Linked DNA regions of Homo sapiens: region 2 is linked to region 1. Evidence: chromatin loops called from intact Hi-C (ENCODE). Cell type or tissue: A673. All regions are shown on one strand. Links, peaks and the distances in the headings refer to the core of each region. The heading gives the core; the rest is flanking DNA. Region 1 overlaps EXOC2 (exocyst complex component 2). Region 2 has its middle 94 kb from the start of EXOC2.

Region 1 (5,383 bases), core at 154-5,153:
TCTGTCTGGAAAAAAAAAAAAAAAATCCCCAGTGGACTCTGATGGGCCCTTAAGGTTGAGAGCTCTGCCGAACAGAGTAGACTCAAAAATTATTGGTTGAATCAACAGAGAAATAAATATGTAAGGCTTTCTAAATATTCCCAAAGACTGCAGACTGTGTGTAACATTTGCTGTCATTTTCACTTGCTAAAAATATAAAATAATTAATGACATTAATGGGGATGTTGACATGGCTTCAGCAGAGATACCTGGGTTTTCTTAAATACCAAGCATAGAAAAAAATGGCATCAGAGCTGGAAAGTACTCAAATCCAAGCCAACTAATTCATGACAAAACTATGCTAGAAAGAAACAACGGCGACCTCTCCATTGTACTTCCTTCTCTACCAAGACTGCTCTCCTGTTACAGCTCCTGATCCTCCCAGGGACCTGATGAGGGCCATTACTCCTTTTCATGTCATCCAGTTAGGGGCTCAGGTCTCAGGCCCTGCATTTGCCAGAGTCACCACCAACAGCGTAAGAGCAATCCTAAGGACATTTCTCTTTCATCTTCTGCTTCATCTTGGAGATTTTGCTGACCACTCCCTTCTGTTTTCCTCCCGCCATGACCACCCCTTCTTCGTTTCCTTTGAAGGCTTCTCTTCTTCTACCAGCCCCTAAAACATCACTTGTCAGGACTCTTTCCTGAGTTTGCTTCTTTTTTCGTCTTCTTGGGTAAATGCACGAGTTCCAAGGGACCACCTGTATGCCCACCAAGCTCAAATTTCTCAGTCTCTAGATCCAACTACTTCCATCTCTACTTACATGTCAGACAACCCCAAGTCAAGCTGTCCAAACAAAGAGGCGGAATCACTTTTCTCCCCTATGTTCCCTAACTCAGTGGCACCATCACCCTAACTAGCTGCCAGTCAGCCATCTGGAAATCACTGCTCATCCCTTCCTCCTCTTCATTTGTCCATCATCCAGCCCTATCAGTTCTATTCCTGAACGGCCCTGGAGTCCATGCTCTTCTTCACATTCCCACCACCTCCACATCAGGTGGGGTGCCTGTCTCCTCACCAGCTTCACTGCTCTGGGCTTGCTCCCTCTCATCCACCCACTATGGGCGGCCAGAGTCGTCATCTTTTCAAAAGTAAGTCTGAGCTTGTCTTCCCCCAATCCATTGACCCCAGCTTAAAATCCGTCAGCGACTCCCCATCGCACTCTGGGTGAAGTCCAAACCTGTCACAGCAGCCAAGAAAGTTCGTCTCTTCACTCCACCTCCACGATCTAAGCTCCAACCACACAGGATTCAGAGGCCTTCTTGTGCTTGTAACCTGTGCACATTCTCCCTTCCTGGAAGTCTTAAATGCTTTCCTTCTCTATTTCAACTGTCAAGTACAGATACCCTTCTGATCTCAAAAGAGATGTCACTCCCTTCAGCTCTCAGAATGTCACTCCCCTGACCTCAAAACCCTGGATCAGAGGCTACTCCTAAGCACTCCAATGTCACTCAGAACTTCCCCAGTCATATGAAACAGCACACAATATTCTAACAGCTGGCTGGTTATCTGTCTACCCTACTATTTTGTGAGCTTGCATGAGCTAGGCCCTTGTCTGTTGTCCTGACTACTGTGACTTTGGCACCCAACAGTGTCTGCAGCATAGCAGGCATTCAATATACTCAATATTCTCCAAATGATAGTATACAAACAAAAGCCAATACACCTGCACACAAATAGACCTTTGACTTCTCTCCCCCAGCTTCCCTCAGGGCCTCCACACAGGTGGTCCCTTTCTCAAGCTGAGATGGCTAGTAAGCTACCTTTTATCCTTCCAGTTCTAATACGGAGGCTTCTCTGAGACATTCCCACACCAGCCATCTAAAGCATTCTCCTCAGTTACTCCCTTTTGGAACATCTTGATTTTCTTTTTTTCTTTCATCACATGTCCCAGCATTTTATTTGGTTAGTTACATGTTTAGTGGCTTTTCCTTCCTCTAGCGGTAACTCTGGGAGGCAGCAGCTATGTCTTACTAGCGATGGGTGCAGTGCCTGGCACAGAGCAGGACTCAACATACACCTGACGAGACGATGTGCAGACTGATAGTTACCAAAGACCAATGTCACCTCCTCGGCATCACGCTGCCTGCCCCGAAACGTCAACGCTGTCCACCAATCGCAAAAACAGACATGATAAAAGAGTTGTCCCTTTTCATTAGTACAATGCTAACCAGTGGCCAAAAAAACCACAAAACAAGCAAAAGACAATAATAAGAGATACCAAGTAAATTAGGTAGTCAGTGCCTTCATCATTAAACATTCCCAGAATGCATCAAAATGACATGAAGGAATCACACAACACATTGGAAGAGAAATCCTTGCCTTTCAGATCTTTCACGTAGCCCTCTTTGCAACTGTGCATGAGCTGAAGGATCCACTTGTGTTGGGCTCCAATGCATTGCCAAGCAGGGTCACCAGACGCATGAAGGTCAGACAGGTACCTGAAAAAGCAAGTCCAAGGTTGAGGCCAAAGGGAAATGCTGGCATATTTTAAAATCATTACTTTTTAAAGGCTAAAATTTTATCAATTAGTCTTGTGCCCTGTCAAATATTAGTCTTTAATATTTAATTCTCAATGAAATATATTCAAATTTCTTGGCTAGGTGAGATGGCTCCTGCCTGTAATCCCAGCACTTTGGGAGGCTGAGGTGGATGGATCACCTGAGGTCAGCAGTTCAAGACCAGCCTGGCCAACGTGCTGAAACCCCGTCGCTACTAAAAAAAAATACAAAAATTAGCCAAGTGTGTTGGTGCAAGCCTGTAATCTCAGCTACTCGGGCGGCTGAGGCAGGAGAATCGCTTGAACCCGAGAGGCAGAGGTTGCAATGAGCTGAGATCTCACCACTGTACTGCAGCCTGGGCGACAGAGTGAGACGCCATCTCCAAACAAACAAACAAGCAAACAAAAAATAAAAAAATAAACAGCAGAGCTTTAAAATTTTTTCATATAAATGATAAAACTATTAAAAACAGCTCTTTGTAAAAAGATAAGGACAATTTGCAGTGATCCTATCTACCTGATGAGCATTTTTCTTTATATTTATATTTAGTTCACAGGAGTTTTTCTACTTAGTTCAGAGTCATTATATTAGACACAGGTGGGAGCCAGCAGATACTGGGCAAATACTTTTAAAATTTCAGATGTTTTTTAATTCCTTTCTGATATGAAATATGGCCACGAGATGGCAGTATGGCACCGCTTTCTAAAACTAGCTAAATGAGGGCTAACCGAACTGTGAAGAGATTTGGTGACAACACTCACCTCTAAAGTCCACACTCACGACTGAGAAAATATTTCTCTAGGAAATATAGTATAGTTCGGTGTTTTTCTTAGTTTCTAAATATTCTTAAAATATATCAAGTCTTTGTCTATAAAACACCCAAATCCATAGAGACCATTTACTTCCATAGAAAAATTTCTGTCAAATATTATTTAAGATTTGGCCCTCAGCCCTCACAAAATATATAAATATAGCAAGCTAAATCCAATTAAATCAACTCCAAAAGCATGTCCAAATGAATTTATTGTCTTAAAACTGTTGTTAAGCCATATGCCATTCTTTGTCTCTGGGTTAGAGGTTTTTGTTCAGTGGTAAATCATCATCAATGGCTCCAGGCTGACCTTGGGCCAGACCTCAATCCCTCAGGGGTGCACCCATGCTTCCAGCCCATTCTTCCAGTAGTGAGTGTGTGTTACTCAGGTATCTCAATCAGCAGCCAATCAGAGGAGAAACAAATCCACTTTGTAATATGTTAGCAACAAATAAAATGCTGAGAACACTGACATTCCCAGCTGATGGGGAGGGACTGGGTGCTGTGGGGAGCCGGATATCCAGGCATCTGCAGACGGGCCACACTCAGGCTGCCCAGAGGTGGCTGAGAGCTGCCATCTCCTCCCCCTTGTGACCACCTACAGGTTGCAAACAGGATGTGTCTCTGTGCTGAGAAAGTGGCAGGTCAATTAGAAGGAAGAGCTTTACTCAGATTAAGAAGTCACCAGCACTCCTCCTCATAAATGAGAATAGTATCCTGAGAAGAAAACTACAATCTAACAAGTTACATTTAGCTTGGCACAGGGGATTCATTTCAGATTCCAAAATGCAGTCTGATTCTTTCTCTCACACAAGGCTTTCTTCTTTTATTACCTGAACGATAAATATAACAAATAGTACACTGTGTCTTTCTTCCCAAAGAACGTGATTCTATGCTTTCTTGCTGGGGATGATGCATTTCAGCGTTCTCCCTAAATAGGCTTGTTTTGCCTCCCAACACCTCTGCAACGCTTTCTCCTAACACTTTCACTCACGTAGCCCTCAGATTTGGTGTTAGTAGTAAAATAAAGAGATACTCTTTTAGGGACGGTGTTCCTTTTAATGTTTAAATTACTGAATAGGAGTGTAGACAGTTCCGTACAAGGGTTCTTTCTCCAGGAGTACAGCAAGAGGAATCAATAAGCTTTGCTTAGTGGCTTTTTACATTATACGTCTCTTTAAAATGTTGACTGTGTCCTTGCAAAACCTAATAACAAAAGACTTTTTCTATCATCTTATTAACGGGTATTAAAGTAAAGGAGTTTATAAAAGTTTTACAAAGCAAGATAAAGTTGTTCTTTTAGAAATTCTAGACTCAGTTCAAAAGCATGACAACTTGTGCTGGGCTCTTCAAATAAGTTTCTTGTTTCCTTTCAGTATGCAGCTAAAAATAAGTAGTTACATTTCAAAACTCTGTTTAGAATGATACATGTTATCGCCATTTCTTTTAAAACTGCATATTAAGAACACTTTAAAAAGGCTTTTTAGATTCAAAAGCAATGTAAAGAATGTTAATTATGATTAACACAGGCTCAGTATTTTAAAATTTAAGAATAAAGGAAGTTTTTAGTCATATTCTGACATGATCTTCTCACAGCTACCAGGGATAAGATCACACTGCTGTGGAAAGGAATATGCAGAGCTTTGCTTCCTGCCAACATCAAGATAGAAATAAGGAGAGGGAGAAGAATAGGGAAGGTTTAAATTAGATAAAATAGTGAATGATATTAGAAAAAATTGTGAACAGTAAGACAATATAGTGGTAATCTGATTTTCCCCTCTACTATGCATAATCTGGATTATGTAAGAAAACTAATACATTTTTGTTCATGATAAAGCTATCTCTATTCCTACTTGATGCTCATAAATTTCAAAGTCCAACAGGTATTTGACCTGGTTCTGATCTTATTTTTCTATTTCTTAGCGACTAAAAATTTCATTTAAAAAGGTAACAATTGCTCAGTATTTTCTCAAAGCATCGTAAATAAAATAATCATTAACAAATACATAAACTATTGTTGACTTGTTTATA
Region 2 (5,383 bases), core at 256-5,255, 190 kb after region 1:
AATGCCATAAGATATTCTTGGGTGGAGTTTGAATGCAAAAGGCTATAGCCTCTGGGGATGGGGGGGTACCCCAAGGTGTCACCCAACAACCCCTTGCTCCAGCTGCCTGAAGCTTCTGGATTCTCCCTGTCATTTCCCAGACTTGACTTTTAACCAGAAGACAGTGGGCACTAGAGGAAGGCACAGGCCAGGTCTCTCCTGGAGAATGCTATGGGGGTTTCTAAATGCACGATGTCATCATTTTCTGGAGTGGATAGAACCTGCTGTGCTAAGCTCGCCCCATCCCACCCTCCAGCCAGGTGGCGTGCGCATCTCCAGTTCACACAGACAGGTCTTACTGCAGGTAAGACCACCCTCATCCTGGGCCTCTCCACTTCCCTTAGCAACAGGAGTTAACATGGAGTCAGACATATTCAGGTGTTTCAGGGCTTAAGGTGGAGTCCTGACAACCTGGATGCTGTAGCTAAAACCTCCCCTCACTACTTCCGGAACAAAAAGGTGGCCGGGCTCTGAGTACCATCCCTCTGTTGACAGCTTCCCATGGCCCAAGTCCTATCCTGATGCTTGCCAGAGACCCCTAGGCTCTGCATCCTGGCTCACCTCCATCTCCACAAGAAGCCCAGGGCTTCAGGGTCACCACCCCCATTCCCACGTGGCTTTCCCCTTCTCTGTTCTGCTTCCGAAAGCACAGGTGGATCTGCCGCAGCACGGAGGAAGCTTAGGCTACGGGCCCCTCGTGTTCACGTGTGCCTGCCAAGGCCAGGCCTTTTCTCTTCCAGGGCACAAAAAAGGAAGCAGCTGTGTGGGTGCTGGAGGCTGCTGAGCCTCTCAACAGCATGAAGTCTGCGCTCCACCATGACAGTTCATCCTTCGCACACCCTCAGCTCCCCTCCCCTGCTCTTGTCATCAAAATCACTTGGCTTAGGCCAACTCCAGCCTAATGTGTACCATCTAGCTGAAGATAGCTGGAGGACACTCAGCTAGTGGACCGGTCTTGCTTAGATGTATGACTGCTGCTCTCCAGCGGACCCCAGACAGCCTCATCCACCCCACTCCCTTAGCTCCACCCAAACTTTGCTCCAAGGTCACCTTGTCAGCGAGGCCTTTCTTGATGGCCTTCCTGAAAATGCAGACCTCCCATCCTGGACGTTCTCACCTTCTTACCGCCTTGCCTTTTTTCCCTGTGTTCAACATTTACATCCTTTTTTCTTGTACTTATTCATTTTATTTCCCCCACTGAAATGTAGGCCATAGTTTGTTTAATAGTTTGCTCAGTGCCTGGAAAGGTGCCTGCTACGTATTAGGTGCTCAAACAAAGGATTTTGGAGAAAATGGATGAATGACAGAATTGTGCTAAAATAAAGAGACCACCAGAGATGAAATGGTAAGCAAAGGCCCTGCAGTGCACCCTCCCGTTCAGACAGACAGAGGGACAAGAGTTGGCCTCGGATGCAGGCAGGGAGCCACTGGGCCACCTGAGTGGCAGATGACTGCAGGAGCCCCAGGACTTCAGGGAGGCAGGGTGTCCTCTAGACACGGGAGGGAGGTGCTGAAGCCGTGTTGGGGAGGCGGGTGGGGTGTCATGTAGACATGGGAAGGGAGGTGCTGAAGCCGTGTTGGGGAGGCGGGTGGGGTGTCCTCTAGACACGGGGAGGGAGGTGCTGAAGCCGTGTTGGGGAGGCGGGTGGGGTGTCATCTAGACATGGGGAGGGAGGTGCTGAAGCCGTGTTAGGCCACAAGGGCAGCGATGTATTGCGAATGACATTTCAGCCTCTCTGACTATTGAGATTCTTCTCTCTCTTGCTTTCCTACATCTACTACATCTGATAGAACAAAAGATGCATTATTTTTCCCAGAAAGAACTATAACAGAGAATGACTCTGCATCCGGGGCCTGTGTGATGGGTGGAATGTTAACAATGGAAGGCTGGTTGGGCGCAGTGGCTCATGCCTGTAATCCCAGCACTTTGGGAGGCCGAGGCGGGCGGATCACGAGGTCAGGAGATCGAGACCATCCTGACTAACACGGTGAAACCCCGTCTCTACTAAAAATACAAAAAATTATCCGGGCATGGTGGCGGGCGCCTGTGGTCCCAGCTGCTCGGGAGGCTGAGGCAGGAGAATGGCGTGAACCCGGGAGACGGAGGTTGCAGTGAGCCGAGATCGCGCCACAGCACTCCCACCTGGGCGACAGAGCGAGACTCCGTCTCAAAAAAAAAAAAAAAAAAAAGAATGGAAGGCAGTAAAGAATGGACTGACTTAAAGGCAGATGGAATTTCACATCCTCCCACTGTTGGTTGCTACTTAACGGCACACATAACTCGCATCAGAATAGGTTTTTGAATGATTTCCTTTGTTAATGCTAAGCAACACTTTATGCACGGTGTGATGAGGAAGACACTTAACAAGGTCAAGGAAATGCTGGTAGAAAAGACCACACATCGGGTACAGTGTACATTGCTTGAGTGACGAGTGCACCAAAATCTCGGAAATTACCGCTAAAGAACTTATCCATGTAACAACAAACCACCCTTTTCCCAAGAACTATTGAAACAATCATAATAATAGTAAGGCAGGTCCCCAGGTCTACCATTGGCAAGAGCGGATTATGGGCGCAGCCATACTGCTGCCTTCTAGCGGTGGAGTGAAGTATCACACACAATTTAACAAAGATGGGGCCTCACATTTGTTGTGGCTTTTTGTTTATTTTTTTTTTTTTTGAAAAAGAGCAGAGCACATGTTGATAGGTAGAACATTTTATTTTAAAGTTTATTGTTAACATAACCTGTGGCTCAAAATCAGTGGAGATATTGGTATTATATTAGGCAGATGCCCCCTGTTAATGGATTCGGTAAAGGAAATCAGCAACCGGGCTGCTGAGTGGAATTGTGTCCCCGCCCACCTGAATACATAATAAAGATTCTAGAAATCAAAAAGAGAAGCAAAGTGCTGGGAGCTATAATCAAACAAGACAAAGAATCTTCGTGGCCACAACCACAACATTCTACACATGTGAATATGAGATAAGAGAAACCTGGAGAATTTAGTAACTGTTGAAATGAAAACGTACTGGAAACAATTGGTAGCAATTTACAGATGGAGCCACCCTTTTGTTGCTACAGATTAGTAAGGAGAATTGAGCTATACTGAGCACAAAATATACCAGGTACATAGTAAGCTAAAATTATCAACTTTAACAACAAAAATATATGATGCTAGGACCTGCATTTTGGCCTTTCACAGATAGTAAACATGGCCAAAGTTCTTTTGCTACTTACTTACATCCTAAAAGCAAGAAAATAAAAAAAGTGAACTCCGAGAGACCCCAGTCTGTGCAGTTAAAAACTGCGGGGCATGAGGACGCACGCTGCAGAGGTGTGTTAGTGTGTTGTTCTGATTTATTGAAAGACCATCATTTCTAATTATGAGAAGAAATATTGTACCAGAAAAGAACCTCAAATGAAACGTATGCTCATGCTCATGTGAAATGGGGGGAGGATGAGGATGGAGTGAAATATTTAACAGGTAAAGAGAGGCCCAGGCAACCTGTTGTGTTTTCTAAGACCTCAGCTCTGGTAGTCTGTGCCAAGTGTGTGGCGGATACACGGTAATTCAGGACAAGCTGAAGCCAGTTGTAGGCATCAGATGTGATTCTCTAAATGCGATTTAAGGGACTCAGGAAGGAGTGAACAGGTGGGTGCGAGCCTGGGCTTGTGGGGTGCCCCCCACAGGAAAAAGGAAGTGGCCGTCTTTGTCAGGCATGTGGGTGAGCGGTTACGACGTCATGGAATGCTGAAGATCTAGAGGTAGTGGTGAAATCCCTTCAACATGTGGAATTAGCAATGTCCCCAGCTCTATGGAGAAAGATTTATTGTGAGAAGGTAGTGATGGCTAAGGATACAATCAGGAGAAGCCCATGATGATGAAAGGGAGTCATCTGGAGTCTCACAGCAAGAGTGGATTTCCAGGAGGGTGGGTCCCCTGCTTTTGAAGAGGACTGTTTTCCATTCTTTTGGCATAAAGATAGAAATTTTTATAACTTTAAAAAACACACTTATTCTGCATATTATATATGTAGCTGTGATCGTAATTGAAATACCAGTTTCTGTTGGAATACAGGATTTTTTATTCTCTTTCCCCATTTGTATTAATTTTAGGGTTGCATTTGCTTTCAATCATGCAGAAGCATGACATTATACTTCCTTCAAAACTGTTTTTTTTTTTTTGCTGTTTTTTGTAAATATATATATATTTTTGCTTTACATATACTGAATCCTGTCCAGGAATTTGTTCATTCACAATTTTATTTTGGTGCTCATTTGTAAAAGTTTTACTGCTATATTTGCCTTTCATGTTTCACACTCAAAGAGTCAAAGTTATTTTATAATATGGCTTTTTAGTTCCCAGTATTTGCTAGATATGATGGTGTTATTTGCTCTCGCAGTGTCAGTGCCTAGCATTAGACCTAATTTTCCAGCAAACGTGCTCTATTTTGTTACTCGGTACATGCCAATATGAACCACTATACTTTTTCTTTAGCTTTGTGATTTGACATTTTCCTTTTAGAGTTAATAAATTATATCGCATGTGCACAACTTTAAAATCACTTTCAATGCAGGTTGAATGTTTTCAAAAAACTTTCTTGTACAATTGAAGGGCATTTGAATATGTCTGCACATTTTGTATAAAAGTTAATATGATGATTATAACAAATAATTGTTAAACTATGAGTATTGATTTCCCTGCAACCTGAAATTATCTAACTAGTGCAAACATAAATCAATTGAATTATATTTATCTCAATGTGACGTTATCTTGATGTAGTTGGTTTGGCAATAATGAGATTGACAATGGAGAATTTGAGGGATTACAGACATTTTGTAGCCATTATGGCTGATATGAAAAACCAAAATATTAATTTATGAACACTACCTTGGGATTTCTGAATTCTTCCTTCTTTTTTCCAGGGAAATATTCACTTTATTGACAAATTTAGATATGGAGAAAATAAAACACTTAGCTGATTTCAAATTTTCTAAGATTGTTAAGTTGCTCGGGAAATCTTAAATTTCTTGTTTTAATATTGTGTGTTTGAGATCTCTCACTGGCCGGGTGTGGTGGCTCATGCCTGTAATCCCAGCACTTTGGGAGGCCAAGGTGGGCAGATCGCTTGAGCTCAAGAGTTTGAGACCAGCCTGGGCAACATGGCAAAACCCCATCTCTACAAAAAGTACCAAAAATTAGCCAGGCGTGGTGATGCGCACTTGTGGTCTCAGCTGCTTGGAAAGCTGAGGTGGGAGGATTGCTTGAGACTGGGAGGCGGAGGTTGCAGTGAGCTGAGATCACACCTGGGTGACAGAGTGAGACCCTGCCTGTATGACTAT

What was found. Peaks named below come from ENCODE experiments on the same cell type or tissue, not always from the same donor. Only the 100,000 strongest peaks of a DNase experiment are listed, where the experiment ranks them.
Region 2: a loop joins it to region 1, with 7 times the contacts of the local background. A loop is called at or near these places in 65 of 110 quality-filtered maps.

What each region holds. Positions count from the first base shown.
Region 1 is chr6:590,107-595,489 of GRCh38, forward strand. It overlaps EXOC2 (exocyst complex component 2), which reads right to left. Exons shown (of 28, transcript NM_018303.6): 11 at 2,363-2,481. Among named protein-coding and RNA genes, the nearest start is that of HUS1B, 64 kb to the right of the region's middle. In A673, for the core only: a CTCF peak has its summit at 3,218 (motif pointing right); a DNase peak (open chromatin) is centred at 3,255.
Region 2 is chr6:784,519-789,901 of GRCh38, forward strand. No RefSeq gene overlaps it. Among named protein-coding and RNA genes, the nearest start is that of EXOC2, 94 kb to the left of the region's middle. In A673, for the core only: CTCF peaks have their summits at 2,635 (motif pointing left) and 2,838; no DNase peak of the experiment used is centred there.